Linked DNA regions of Homo sapiens: region 2 is linked to region 1. Evidence: chromatin loops called from intact Hi-C (ENCODE). Cell type or tissue: CD4-positive, alpha-beta T cell. All regions are shown on one strand. Links, peaks and the distances in the headings refer to the core of each region. The heading gives the core; the rest is flanking DNA. Region 1 holds the start of DRC4 (dynein regulatory complex subunit 4). Region 2 overlaps DEF8 (differentially expressed in FDCP 8 homolog).

What was found. A loop is a pair of places that touch in the nucleus more often than their neighbours do. Peaks named below come from ENCODE experiments on the same cell type or tissue, not always from the same donor. Only the 100,000 strongest peaks of a DNase experiment are listed, where the experiment ranks them.
Region 2: it touches region 1 in a loop (3-fold over the local background); 9 of 110 quality-filtered maps call a loop at or near these places.

What each region holds. Positions count from the first base shown.
Region 1 is chr16:90,022,291-90,028,559 of GRCh38, reverse strand. It overlaps DRC4 (dynein regulatory complex subunit 4), which reads right to left and starts at 5,880. Exons shown (of 11, transcript NM_001481.3): 1 at 5,836-5,880; 2 at 838-924. The coding sequence starts at 5,838. In CD4-positive, alpha-beta T cell, for the core only: no CTCF peak of the experiment used is centred there; a DNase peak (open chromatin) is centred at 2,259; H3K4me3 peaks cover 83 bases.
Region 2 is chr16:89,954,707-89,960,975 of GRCh38, reverse strand. DEF8 (differentially expressed in FDCP 8 homolog) reads right to left here. Exons shown (of 13, transcript NM_001242818.2): 4 at 5,710-5,807; 5 at 3,316-3,465; 6 at 1,821-1,962; 7 at 1-45. Among named protein-coding and RNA genes, the nearest start is that of SNORA119, 4.5 kb to the right of the region's middle. In CD4-positive, alpha-beta T cell, for the core only: no CTCF peak of the experiment used is centred there; a DNase peak (open chromatin) is centred at 2,775; H3K4me3 peaks cover 440 bases.

The DNA.
Region 1 (6,269 bases), core at 267-5,266:
AAGCAACAAGAAAAAGGCAGCCCTGATGCTGTTACTCCTTGTTGGGACTTTTATCAAAAACAATGAATGACTGGCCAGGCGTGGTGGCTCATGCCTGTAATCCCAGCACTTTGGGAGGCCGAGGCGAGTGGATCACGAGGTCAGGAGATCGAGACCATCCTGGCTAACACGGTGAAACCCCGTCTCTACTAAAAATACAAAAAAAAAATTAGCCAGGCGTGGTGGCAGGTGCCTGTAGTCCCAGCTACTCGGGAGGCTGAGGCAGGAGAATGGTGTGAACCCGGGAGGTGGAGCTCACAGTGAGCCGAGATCGCGCCACTGCACTCCAGCCTGGGCGACAGAGTGAGACTCCGTCTCAAAAAAAAAAAAAAAAAAAAAAAAAAAAATGAACGATTAATCAGATTCAGATGTGATTTGAAGTAAATCATCCTTCTTTCAAAAACTTCCTTTTTGACATAATGTTTAATGGTGAATAAAATAAAGGAGAATGCTACATGTGTGTTCTACGATAAGTCTATACACATCAGGTGCAAAAAAAGGGTAAGATTGAAAGAGAATACACGAAATTAAAAACAGCTTTTAGATCAGAAAAGCATGTCCTTCCACACTCCTACCACCCTGTTACAAAGCTCTTTCACAGGCTGCACTACCTTTCTGAAAAGACATGGTGCAGCCGAAAGCTTTGCCGCTGATGGGAATTATGGGCCACGCGGGGGGCGTGTTCTGGCTTGGACAGAAGGGTGGATCCACATGGCAAGATGGACACTCGGCGTAGGCACCCTGCGTGGTGCCCGCCCACGCCCACCCGGGGACTGGGCCACAGCCCGCTCTGCTCACCTGCTCCTTGCTCATGTCCTCTGGAGCGAGCCCATCGACAATCGGGGTGCCTTTGGCTTTGCCTTTCTTCCCTTTCTTTTTCGGTGCCTTTGGTGGAAATAATGGGGTAAGAGAGACTCTAACAGCTTCCCCTTCTTGGCTGGCTCTGATTTGCTCCCAGGAACATTTGGCAGAGAAGGTTCTGGAACCTCTCTCCCTTCTGCTCACCTGGAGCACATCATTGCCCTGAGTGTTCCCACCCTTTACCACACACACATCCTGTTGTTGCATTTGGAGAAGCACAAAGGAGAAACCTTCCTTTTGAGAAGGAGAACATTCCTTCTAGAAAAGAGAGGAGCCGGGCGTGGTGGCTCACGCCTGTAATCCCAGCACTTTGGGAGGCCGAGGTGGACGGATCACGAGGTCAGGAGATCAAGACCATCCCGGCTAACACAGTGAAACCCCATCTCTACTAAAAATACAAAAAAAAATTAGCCGGGCGTGCCGGTGGGCGCCTGTAGTCCCAGCTACTCGGGAGGCTGAGGCAGGAGAATGGCTTGAACCTGGGGCATGGAGTTTGCAGTGAGCCGAGATCACACCACTGCACTCCAGCCAGGACGACAGAGTGAGACTCCATCTCAAAAAAAAAAAAAAGAGAGGAAACCTAGCCAGGTGTGCTGGTGTGTGCCTATAGTCCCAGTTACTCGGGAGGCTGAGGCAGAAGAATCGCTTGAACCCGGGAGGCAGAGGCTGCAGTGAGCCAAGATCCCACCATTGCACTCCAGCCTGGGCAACAAAGTGAGACTCCATCTCAAAAAGCAAACTGTAACTTAAAAAAAAAAAAAAAGAAAAGAGAGGGAACTCATTCCAAACCCACTCATTCCTTGGTATACGGTGACCAGGCGCAGTGGCTCACACGTGTCATCCCAGCACTTTGGGAGGCCAAGGCAGGACAATCACTTGAGCCTAGAAGTTTAAGGCTGCAGTGAGCTATGGTGCACCACCGCACTCCAGCCTGGGCAGTAGAACGAGACCCCGTCTCCAAAAACTAAGAGAGGGGGGAACCCATTCCAAACCCACTCACTCCTTGGTAAAAAGTAAAGACCTCTGCTGTGGATGCAAAACAGAGGAAAGACCCTCAATACCACACTGCCAAATGTTACCATGCTGGCGGCAACATTGGTGACCACCATGGAAAAGACCTGCAAGACACCATTCAGTAAGCTTAGGGAGAAATGCCTCCATAACCACGATCGGTTGTGACAACCACAAGTTTCCTTTCTTTCAAAGAGAAACTTCCTTCAGAGAAGCCTGGTCAAGAAAGCTTGGGCAGACAGCACCCACCACGAGAGCCCTGTAAATGGGCTGCCAGACGGAACTGCACATGGCGTCGTGCGTGGTTTTAGCAACTTTGACAAGGATGGGAGAGAACCTTCTAACCCCACCCCCTTGTGGAAGTTGCTGAAACCACGCATGACACCAGGAGCAGTTCTGTCTGGCCACCCATTTACAGGGCACTCAAGCAGGTAACAAATTTCCATATCCTATCCTGCTGACTTTGCTACTCCCAGTAGTCTTCAGCCCATGCTTTTCTGTGTCTACATGTCTCGGTAACCTTTTTTAAAGACAAAGTCTTGCTCTGTCGCCCAAGCTGGAGTGCAGTGGTGTGATCACATAGCTCACTGCAGACTCCAATTCCTGGGCTCAACTGATACTCCCACCTCAGCCTCCCAAGGAGCTGGGACCACAGGAGTTCACTGCTGCTGTGCCCAGCTATGTAACGTTTTTAAAATTACAAATTTCATGTGGAAATTTTATTTATTTTTTAAAAACATTAAAACCTAAATCCATTTATCTTTTTTTTTTTTTTTTTGAGATGGAGTCTCCCTCGTCATCCAGGCTGCCTTGGCTCACTGCAACCTCCACCTCTTGGGTTCAAACAATTCTCCTGCCTCAGCCTCCACGAGGAGCTGGGACTACAGGTGCCCGCCACCACGCCTGGCTAATTTTTTTTTGTATTTTAGTAGAGACGAGGTTTCACCATGTTGGCCAGGCTGGTCTTGAACTCTCTTTTTTTTTTTTTTTTTTTTTTTTGAGACAGAGTCTTGCTCTGTTGCCCAGGCTGGAGTGCAATGGTGCGATCTCAGCTCACTGCAACCTCCGCCTCCCGGATTCAAGCCATTCTCCTGCCTCAGCCTCCTGAGTAGCTGGGATTACAGGTGCCCACCACCACGTCCGGCTAATTTTTTGTATTTTTAGTAGAGACGGGGTTTCACTATGTTGGCCAGGCTGTACTCGAACTCCTGACCCGTGATCTGCCCACCTAAGCCTCCCAAAGTGCTGGGATTACAGGCGTGAGCCACCGCGACTGGCCCATTTATCTTCATTTATGTTTCATTTAGTCCTGAATGAAAACATTAGGTGGAGCCAGGCACAGTGGCTCACACCTGTCATCCCAGCACTTTGGGAGGCTGAGGCGGGCGGATCACTTGAGGTCAGCAGTTCAAGACCAGCCTGGCCAACATGGTGAAACCCTGTCTCTACTAAAAATACAAAAAAATTAGCCAGGCGTGGTGGCGGGCACCTGTAGTCCCAGGTACTCGGGAGGCCGAGGCAGGAGAATCGCTTGAACCCAGGTGGCAGAGGTTGCAGTGAGCCAAGATCATGCCACTGCACTCCAGCCTGGGTGACAGGGTAAGACTCTACCTCAAAAAAAAAAAAAAAAAGAGAGAGAGAAAATATTATGTGGAAATTTTAGAAAACACTGATGAGAAGAAAACAGAAATATCACCCATATTCCTTGGTCCAAGGATCCAACAGACCAAGGCCCATATTCCCACAACCTAACAGAAACAGAAGTAGTTTGGTTGTGTTTAGTGTTTGCTGTTGTGTTTGCTGTTGCATTTTTTTGTTTTTTGTTTTTGTTTTTGTTTTTTTTGAGATGGAGTCTTGCTCTGTCACCCAGGCTGGAGTGCAGTGGTGCAATCCTGGCTCACTGCAACTGGAACAGGAATTAAAAGAAATTAAAAAGTGTGTAAGCAGAAACTCAGTTATATATAAGAAAACCCAACTCCCCCTGAAAAAGAGAAAGAGCTGGAGTCCTTTAAAAATTAACTGCCTGTTTTTCTGCGGCTAGTGAGCCTTGTCTCTCCTCCCTTCCCAGGCATTGTGAAGACCCTGATTCTGTAGCTGTGCGGCTGCAAGGTCACTAGGCAGATAAACTCAAGTCGCAAAACATGTTTTTCCTTAAAAAGTAAGAAATGATGTAATGCATGTTTCAACTGAACAACTGCCTTTATTTCTCACATCTGAAGCATGCTTCCCCCTGCACAGATCTCCCTCTGCCCCACGAAAAGCTTAAAAGGTAACTTAACTCTTTGTTCAGGGCTCAGTCCTTTGGATTTTAATCTGACTGGGCCGGTGCACCTAAATAATTAATAAATATCCTCCTGAACCCCATCGGTCTCTCTAATTCCTTAAAAATCCCACTACACAACCTCTACCTTCCAGGTTCAAGAAATTCTCCTGCCTCAGCCTCCCAAGTAGCTGGGACTATAGGTGCGTACCACCACACCCGGCTAATTTTGTGTGTGTGTGTGTGTGAGTGTGTGTGTGTGTGTATTTTTAGTAAAGACAGGGTTTCACCATGTTGGCCAGGCTGGTCTCCAACTCCTGGCCTCAAGTGATCCACCCACCTTGGACTCCTAAAGTGCTGGGTTTACAGGCGTCAGCCACTACACCCTGCTTTTTTTTTTTTTTTTTAAGAGACGTGTTGCCAGGCTGGAGTGCGGTGGTGCGATCTCGGCTCGCTGCAACCTCCGCCTCCCAGGTCCAAGTGATTCTCCTGCCTCAGCCTCCCGAGTAGCTGGAACTACAGGCACACGCCACCACACCCAGCTAATTTTTGTATGTTTAATAGATATGGATTTTCACCATGTTGGCCAGGATGGTCTGGATCTCCTGACCTCATGATCCGCCTGCCTCGGCCTCCCAAAGTGATGGGATTACAGGCGTGAGCCACCGCGCCCAGACTCCTGGCCTAGTTTGGTAGTTTCTTTCATAGTCGGTTTTCAGAAGACCCTTCCTGGGTCAGAAAACCCATCTACTTAAATTTAATTCGTAATGTACTGCTCTCTTTTTAATCCCTCCACTCCAAGAAGGCTACCTCATCACAAAGCCCTGAAGGCAGTGGAGGAAGGTTCAGCATTACTTAGCATTTGGGACCTTCACAGCCAGCTGCAGGGACTTGGTGGGGCTCCCAGAGCTTTCCTCCCCCCACCAGCTGAAACCCACCCTGCCACACCTGCCCAGAAATTGAGTTACTGACAATTCCTGTACCACAAAGGGAGAGCCCTTTACAAGAGAAAGACAGACATGGAGCTGATGAGGCCACGAGCTCCGCCTTCCTCTTCTCGGTCTGGGCCTGACTCCTGCCAGGCTTTCCAAGGGAACAGTGGTTCCTGTATCCCAAGGTTGTGCCCTGGGCACTCCAAGGGCACTGGACCTGTCCGGGCCTCCTTGGTGTAGAGGGATCTCTAGCCACTCTGGTGTGCCCCAGGCTCTCCATCCGGGAGACCAAAGGTCTTAGGGTAATTCCTGCCTCCGGCTCTATTCCATGGGGACCCTGGTGCTCTGCAAAGCCTCGTGAGCTGAAACCCTAGGTCCCAGGGATCCAACAGACCGAGTCTGCCATTCCAGGATGAGAGTCCCCTTGACGCATGTTCACTCTTCTGGGGACCGTGCGCCGCCGACCCCGGGCCCTGGGCGTTCTATGACCACCCCTGTGAGCACAGGGCTCTGGACAGCCCAGGTCTCAGTCCCGAGTGCTGCCAGGCCCCGGGGCCGGGAGCATCCTGAGTTTGCCCCACGGAGACCCCCACAAGAGCACCGAGCTCTCAATTCCAGAAACCCAGCGCTCCAGGCCTCCCATTCCCAGGGTCTCCGTGTACCGAGGCCTCCCTGCCCCGAGGTCTCCGGGCCCCTGCCGAGGACCCCAGCCCCGCTCCCGCCCCTGCTCACCATGACGCCAGCGGACAGGCCCAGCGGCGACTCCGGGACCAGGGCGCCCGCCCCCGGAAGCCACGCCGTTTCCCGGCAACCGCTGGGCGATGCCGCGATAAGTCACAAGATCCTCGCGAGACTCCGCCGGGCAGCGGCCCTGCCAAAGGCGGGAGTGCGTCCCTAGAGACGGGCGTCCGGAAGGAACCCGGTTGTGAACGTTGGGAAAATGTCGCCGGCAGCCCAGAAGCCTTTCGCTGCAGGGCATGTTTTGCTTATTGCTGGAACCTAAGCTCCACGAGGGGGGAACCCTTCACTTCTATCCTTCAGCGCCTAGAACAGCACACAGCACGTGCTCAGTAAAGACGTGCTGATGAAGGACCATTGAAGGAATGATCAATCAGCCACCCAAGCCTCTGAAACTTTCCCCAAATGAGATTCAAATCTGGGCAAAC
Region 2 (6,269 bases), core at 845-5,844, 68 kb after region 1:
TGGAGATGAGGTTCAAGCACTTACTGTGACAGCGGTAATAACACCCTAGGGTGGAGGGACACACACTTCTCAAAAGCGGGAAGGGTGCGCCTGCAGCCCAGGCCACCCTCAGCTGGCTTGCCCCCTCCCCGTGGGTTCCACTCTGAGGCCCAGATCAATCTAAGACCTCCTGGCACCAAGGGAGGCCTTAGAACCTCAAAGATCCTTTTCTCCCTGGCCCCTGAGCCTTGCCCCAAAGGTGGCCCAGACCTTGTCCTCCAACTTGACTCACATGTTTGGGGCCAACCTGCCACTCCCACCACCAGACCCAACCTGTCCAAATGTAACAAACGAAACTCCCACCCCCGACCCCAAGCCCCTCAGCTTCCCCATCTCGGTTTCAGCAGCTCCACCCTTTCAATATCATGAGTTATCCTGAAGGGTTTCTCTCTCTCTGTTTTTGTTGTTGTTGTTTTTGTACTTTTTAAGAGACAGGGTCTTGCTCTTTTGCCCAGGCTGGAGTGTAGTCGTGCAATCAGAGCTCACTGCAGCCTCAGACTCCAGGGCCCAAGCGATCCTCCCATCTTTGCACTGGAAAACCCTAGGATTACAGGCGTGAGCCACCGCACTCAGTCAGACTATTTTCTAATCTGTTACATTCCGTTTCCAAACCTTCAGCTGGACTGCCCTTAGCGACTCCTCACTCCCACCACCTACCCCAGCCCAATCAGAGTCATCCCCCTCTTCTCAGTCACCTCCCTCTCAGTCCAAGCTCAGTCAGCAGCCACAGTAACCTATTAAAGCTCAAGTATGTCCAGCACCCACTTGTGGCCCCCACTGCACTTAAAGAAAAGCCCCAGCCACCTCTGAGCCCACCTCCCCCAGAAACAGAACTGCAGCCCCACCTGGCTCTCTGCTCCTCCTTATATCAACCACAGGGCTGCCCCCACCGGAACATTCCTCCAGACACAGAGCTGCAGCCACACCTGGCTCTCTGCTCCTCCTTATATCAACCACAGCACTGTCCCCACCGGAACAGTCCTCCAGACACAAAGCTGCAGCCACACCTGGCTCTCTGCTCCTCCTTAAGGCACTGGACACATCAACCACAGGGCTGCCCCCACCAGAACATTCCTCCAGACATATTGTCTTGGCTTGCTCCCTGACCTTCAAGTTTTTGCTTAAAAGTCACGTGACGCCGGCTGGGCGTGGTGGCTCACGCCTGTAATCCCAGCACTTTGGGAGGCCGAGGTGGACGGAACACAAGATCAGGAGATAGAGACCATCCTGGCTAACACGGTGAAACCCCGTCTCTACTAAAAAAAATACAAAAAATTAGCCGGGCGTGGTGGCGGGCACCTGTAGTCCCAGCTACTCAGGAGGCTGAGGCAGGAGAACGGTGTGAACCCGGGAGGTGGAGCTTGCAGTGAGCTGAGATTGCACCACTGCACTCCAGCCTGGGCGATTGAGTGAGACTCCGTCTCAAAAACAAAACCAAACCAAAAACAAACAAAAACAAAAAACAAAGTCACGTGATGCCTTTACATTCTGCCCTAAAGTCACATTCACTCCACCCTAACACGTGCTAGGTCCTTTCCCTTTTTCTTCATTGTACAAACTAGACACACCATGTAATTCACTAGTTTAATTTCTCATCCAGAACAGCCCTGTCCAATGTAGACAGTACAACGAGGAAATGCATATTTAGTTAATTTAACTTTGACTGGCCATGTTTGGCTAGTGGCCACCACACTGGATAGCTCACATCTGAATGTGAGCCCAGCGGAGGCAGGAACTTTGGTCTCTCTCATTCCTCACTCCTCGTCTGGGTCTCGGCCCACCTGTGCAGGTGTACCAGGTCTGAATGAGCCCCCAGATGATGGTGTTACACTTGTCACAGGTCTGCTTGACGCTCTTGCTCTTCTCCTTGTAAAAGCGGTGCTCAAGGAGCACTCGGATGTTTGGCTCATCCTCATTGGGGTCCTGCAGAGGGTGAGTCAGGGAGGGGGTCACAGGTGAGCTGGGCTGAAGTTCCTTTCCCTTCGCACAAGCCCCTCAACTTATTTCTTCCAGGCACCATTTAGGGCAGAGATTGTGAGTTTCAGCACAATGCCATGTCCCTTTTCTCCCTTTCACAGTAAACAATGATCAGCTGGACAAGGACCGCCAAGGTCACATGCTACCTTTCCCAGCATCCCTTGCGACCTTTCCCAGCATCCCTTGCAGCGAGGGGCTGTGTGGGATTGCACCGGGCCATGGGCATGTGAGCGGGAGCGACCCGGCCTCTCTGCCCCTCCTGCTTTTTGCCGGTTAGGTGCAGGGCAATGGAAAAGGAGGCCCTCCCCAACACCATTAGCTGTCATAGAGGCCCCAGACCACCTATGGGATTTTTACGTGAGGAAACGAACACATCTTCTCTAAGCCACTATGTTTTGGGGTTTTTTTTTCTTACCACCAATTTACCTGTTTCCTCATGAATATTCTACTTTCTACATTCCCAGGGATACCTGAATCAGCACAGGGGACACAGGGCAGCCAGGCCAAAGCACACACAGACCCAAGGACTGCATCAGGAACATCTGTGGCCTGGGACCCACCACCTTCTTTTGTTGTCACCTTCAAGACACCACCCGTCCTTGTCCATGTGGCTCACTCAGGGAGGAACTTACTTAGCCCACCCGCTTGCTTCAGTGGGTGGGCACACAGCCCAGAACTAGCCAATCGGCCACCGTCATTGGGTCAGTGGGCGGGCACACAGCCCAGAACTAGCCAATCGGCCACTGTCATTGGGTCAGGGGTGGGCACATGACCCAGAACTGGCCAGTCAGCCACTGTCATCCGGTCAGGACTGGCCAATGAAAGTCAGGCCTGAGGTTCCTGCTATAACCACTGTGAAAAGGCAGCTGTCATCTGCACAGGGAGGCTCAGCTCCTGGAAAGCAAGATGTGGTTGCCGGGACCGTCTCTGCCACCGCACAGGGAAGGCCTGCCTGAGGCTGGATCAGACACAGGAAGTCGAGTTGGAAGAGAGCAAGATTCCTGACACTGGAGGATCTTCCAGTCACCAAGCAAATACATTTTTCTTTTTGGCTTAAGCTACTCAGGGTTGAGTTTCTGTTCCTTGCAACAGGAGGGTCTAGGCTAATAGGGAAACCTCCCGCAGTGGGGTGAGGGCCCGTCTTCCACCCTGCCTGTCTCGTGCCCTTCTACCTCAGCCCCTGAGGCCGAGAGAGAGACCACCGCCTGAGAGAGAGCCAGAGGCTGGCAGGGTCCTCCTAGTTCCACAGTTCTGGCCTCGGCCCCAGGCTGCCCCACGGCGGGGCGGCCCCACACCCACCTTCAGCTCCTGGAGCTTCAGCCGGAGGTGGATGAGTCGCACCACGGCATCCTTCTGCTTCTCCGACTGCTCGGGCAGCTCCAGAATCACCTGCTTGCACTCCTCGATCGCCTGCCGCAGCTGCTGGACGTCAGAGGCCAGGAACAGACCCTGCCCAGGTTGGGGGCGGGGGCAGTCAAAGGCCCATCCTGCAGGAGCTCCCTGTTAAGGCCCATCCGCCGAGACAGGCCCAGAGCAGACCCCGACACCCCTCACCCAGAGAAGGAAACTCAACCCAGAGGGCACCGAGGACTTGCTCCAGGGCAGGAAAGGTGGCAGCACGGTCAAGGTCCACCCGGTGCTGCGTGCTCCTAGCCTGACCTGCCTGCCCACAGACCTCTGAAAACCTAATGTTTGAAAGTTGCTTTTCAAAAGACAACTTCCTTCTTTGAGAAATCCAGATGCTTTTTTGTTATGTCACTTCACTTCCTTCTGAAGAGCTTCCTCTTGGAGGAAAGCTAGGGAAAGGACATTTGCTGTCATGAAGGACAGTAAGTGGCCTCGAGCTTGACTGCCAAGCCCAAGCACATGCCGAGAGCCAGCCCCAGCACTTCTGGTTGCTTTCGCCACATAGCGACCAGGGGGCTCACGGCCCAGCAAGGCCCCAGACTCAGAACACTCTGGGGATCCCGGGGAAGACAGGATCAGGTCTCAGTGCTGGGGAGCCTGGACCCCGCCCTCAGGAGCCATCCTCCTCCTCCAGGCTGCTGGGCTCTGAGACCCAGGCAAAGGGGAGGTGGCACCCTCCCCTCCCCCTTGCAGCTCAGCCTGTGGCCCAAAGGAAGTGCTCAAAATGTTGTAATATACAAAACAAGCTGAGTGCAGTGGGTCACACCTATAATGCTAGCACTTTGGGAGGCCGAGGTGGGTGGATCACTTGAGCTCAGGAGCTTTAGACTAGCCTGGGCAACAGAGCGAGACCCCGTGTCTATAAAAAAAAAATGAAAAATTATCTGAGCATTGTAGTGCACACCTGTAGTCTCAGCTAATCAGGAAGCTGAGGTGGGAGGATCGCTTGGGCTCAGGAGGTCGAGGCTGCAGTGAGCCATGATTGCGCCACTGCACTTCACAGCGGGGGCAACAGAGCGAGACCTTATCTCAAGAAAAAGGAAAAAAAATAAGATACGAAACAAATATATGAAGTCTCTCCCTCTTTTTTTTTTTTTCAGACGGAGTCTCTGTCGCCCAGGCTGGAGTGCAGCGGCACGATCTCGGCTCACTGCAACCTCCACCTCCCGGGTTCAAGCGATTCTCCTGCCTCAGCCTCCTGAGTAGCTGGGACTACAGGGGCGCTCCACTATGCCCGGCTAAATTTTTTTTTGTATTTTTAGTAGAGACGGGGTTTCAGCATGTTGGTCAGGCTGGTCTCGAACTCCTGACCTCACGATCCGCCCGCCTCGGCCTCCCAAAGTGCTGGATTACAGGCGTGAGCCACCACGTCTGGCCCAAATCCTTTCAAAGTTACATTTGAATGTTGCCGTAATGTTTCCCTCAAAAGTTGGAGATGGTTTGCATAAAAATAAAAGGTTTTCAAACTTTTTTTTTCTTTGAGACGGAGTCTCACTCTGTCACCCAGGCTGGAGTGCAGTGGCGCAGTCTCGGCTCACTGCAAACTCTGCCTCCTAGGTTCACATCATTCTCCTACCTCAGCCTCCCGAGTAGCTGGGACTACAGGCATGTGCCACCACGCCCGGCTGATTTTTTGCATTTTTTAGTAGAGACGGGGTTTCACCGTGTTAGCCAGGATGGTCTCCATCTCCTGACCTCGTGATCCGCCCGCCTCAGCCTCCCAAAGTGCTGGGATTACAGGCGTGAGCCACCGCGCCCGGCCTCAAACTTTTTTAAAAAAATCATTATATCCTCCCCCTTTTCTTCTTCAACACAAGGCTTCCATGGAACAAAACACGGAACAAACAAGAGTGGCCCTGTAATACCGACTGGTCAGTACGAGGCAGACAAGGGGCTTCCCCTTGCCTCCCACACCCTGACTCTCGGCAAGTGTACAGGACCTCAAGGACCCCAGAGGGAATCTATTCTCTGCACATTTGCTTCATGAAGACATGGAGCTCAGGGGACAGAAGCAGCCCCAGGTTCATGAACCCCAATCCCAGGCTCTCTCCACCTGCCTTCACTCAGGCTCTGAGGGTGGGGGTCTGTGGTGTCATGCAGGCCTCAGATTCGAAGCCAGGAGCCCTGGCTGAGGTGGGGGCTGCTGAGCCTGACAATGGAGTGAGACTGTACCCCAGCTCACAGGACACTGCCCTGCCACCTGGGAGGGAGTGACAAGGAAACCCTGGCCCTTCCTGCCTTGGGGGTTCCCTCAGTCCCTCTCCCCTCCGAGATCTAAAACCTTACCACAGGGCGGGAGAAGTGGTCCTCAGACAGGCCGAGATCCATCACGCGTTCAGGGCAGCGGAATTCCGGCTCCCCAGGGGGCAGCTCAGGCAGGGCCTCTGGAGGAAGACGGGGACAGGTGTGGAGCGTCAGCTGCTACCTCCTGCCTCCCATCCCCTAGGGAGGAGCTGAGATAGCCAGGAGTGGGAAAGGGATTCAGGAAGCCGCACAGAAAGGAGGCACCGTGAGAGCTGGGCACCACTCAGATCTGCACACCGTCCAGTCTGCATTCACAGAGGAGCCCACAGCCTTGTGTAGACAGGAAAGAGCCACTCAAAATGAGGAGGTGGAATGACACTCGGTGCCAAAAGTCCTCAAGACAGCATTATAGAGACATCCCATTTCTAAGGTGGACACCTCATGCGTGACCACGGGGGCGAGAGAAAAACCACTGCATGGCTACACAGCAAAATCCACGAACCCCAGTGTCGACTCCAGGCCGTCTCTGCAGCTGCCCCGCTCCAAGCACTCCCTGATGACCTCATCTGCAGTTTCTAAAGCTCATGCCACCCTGACGCCCA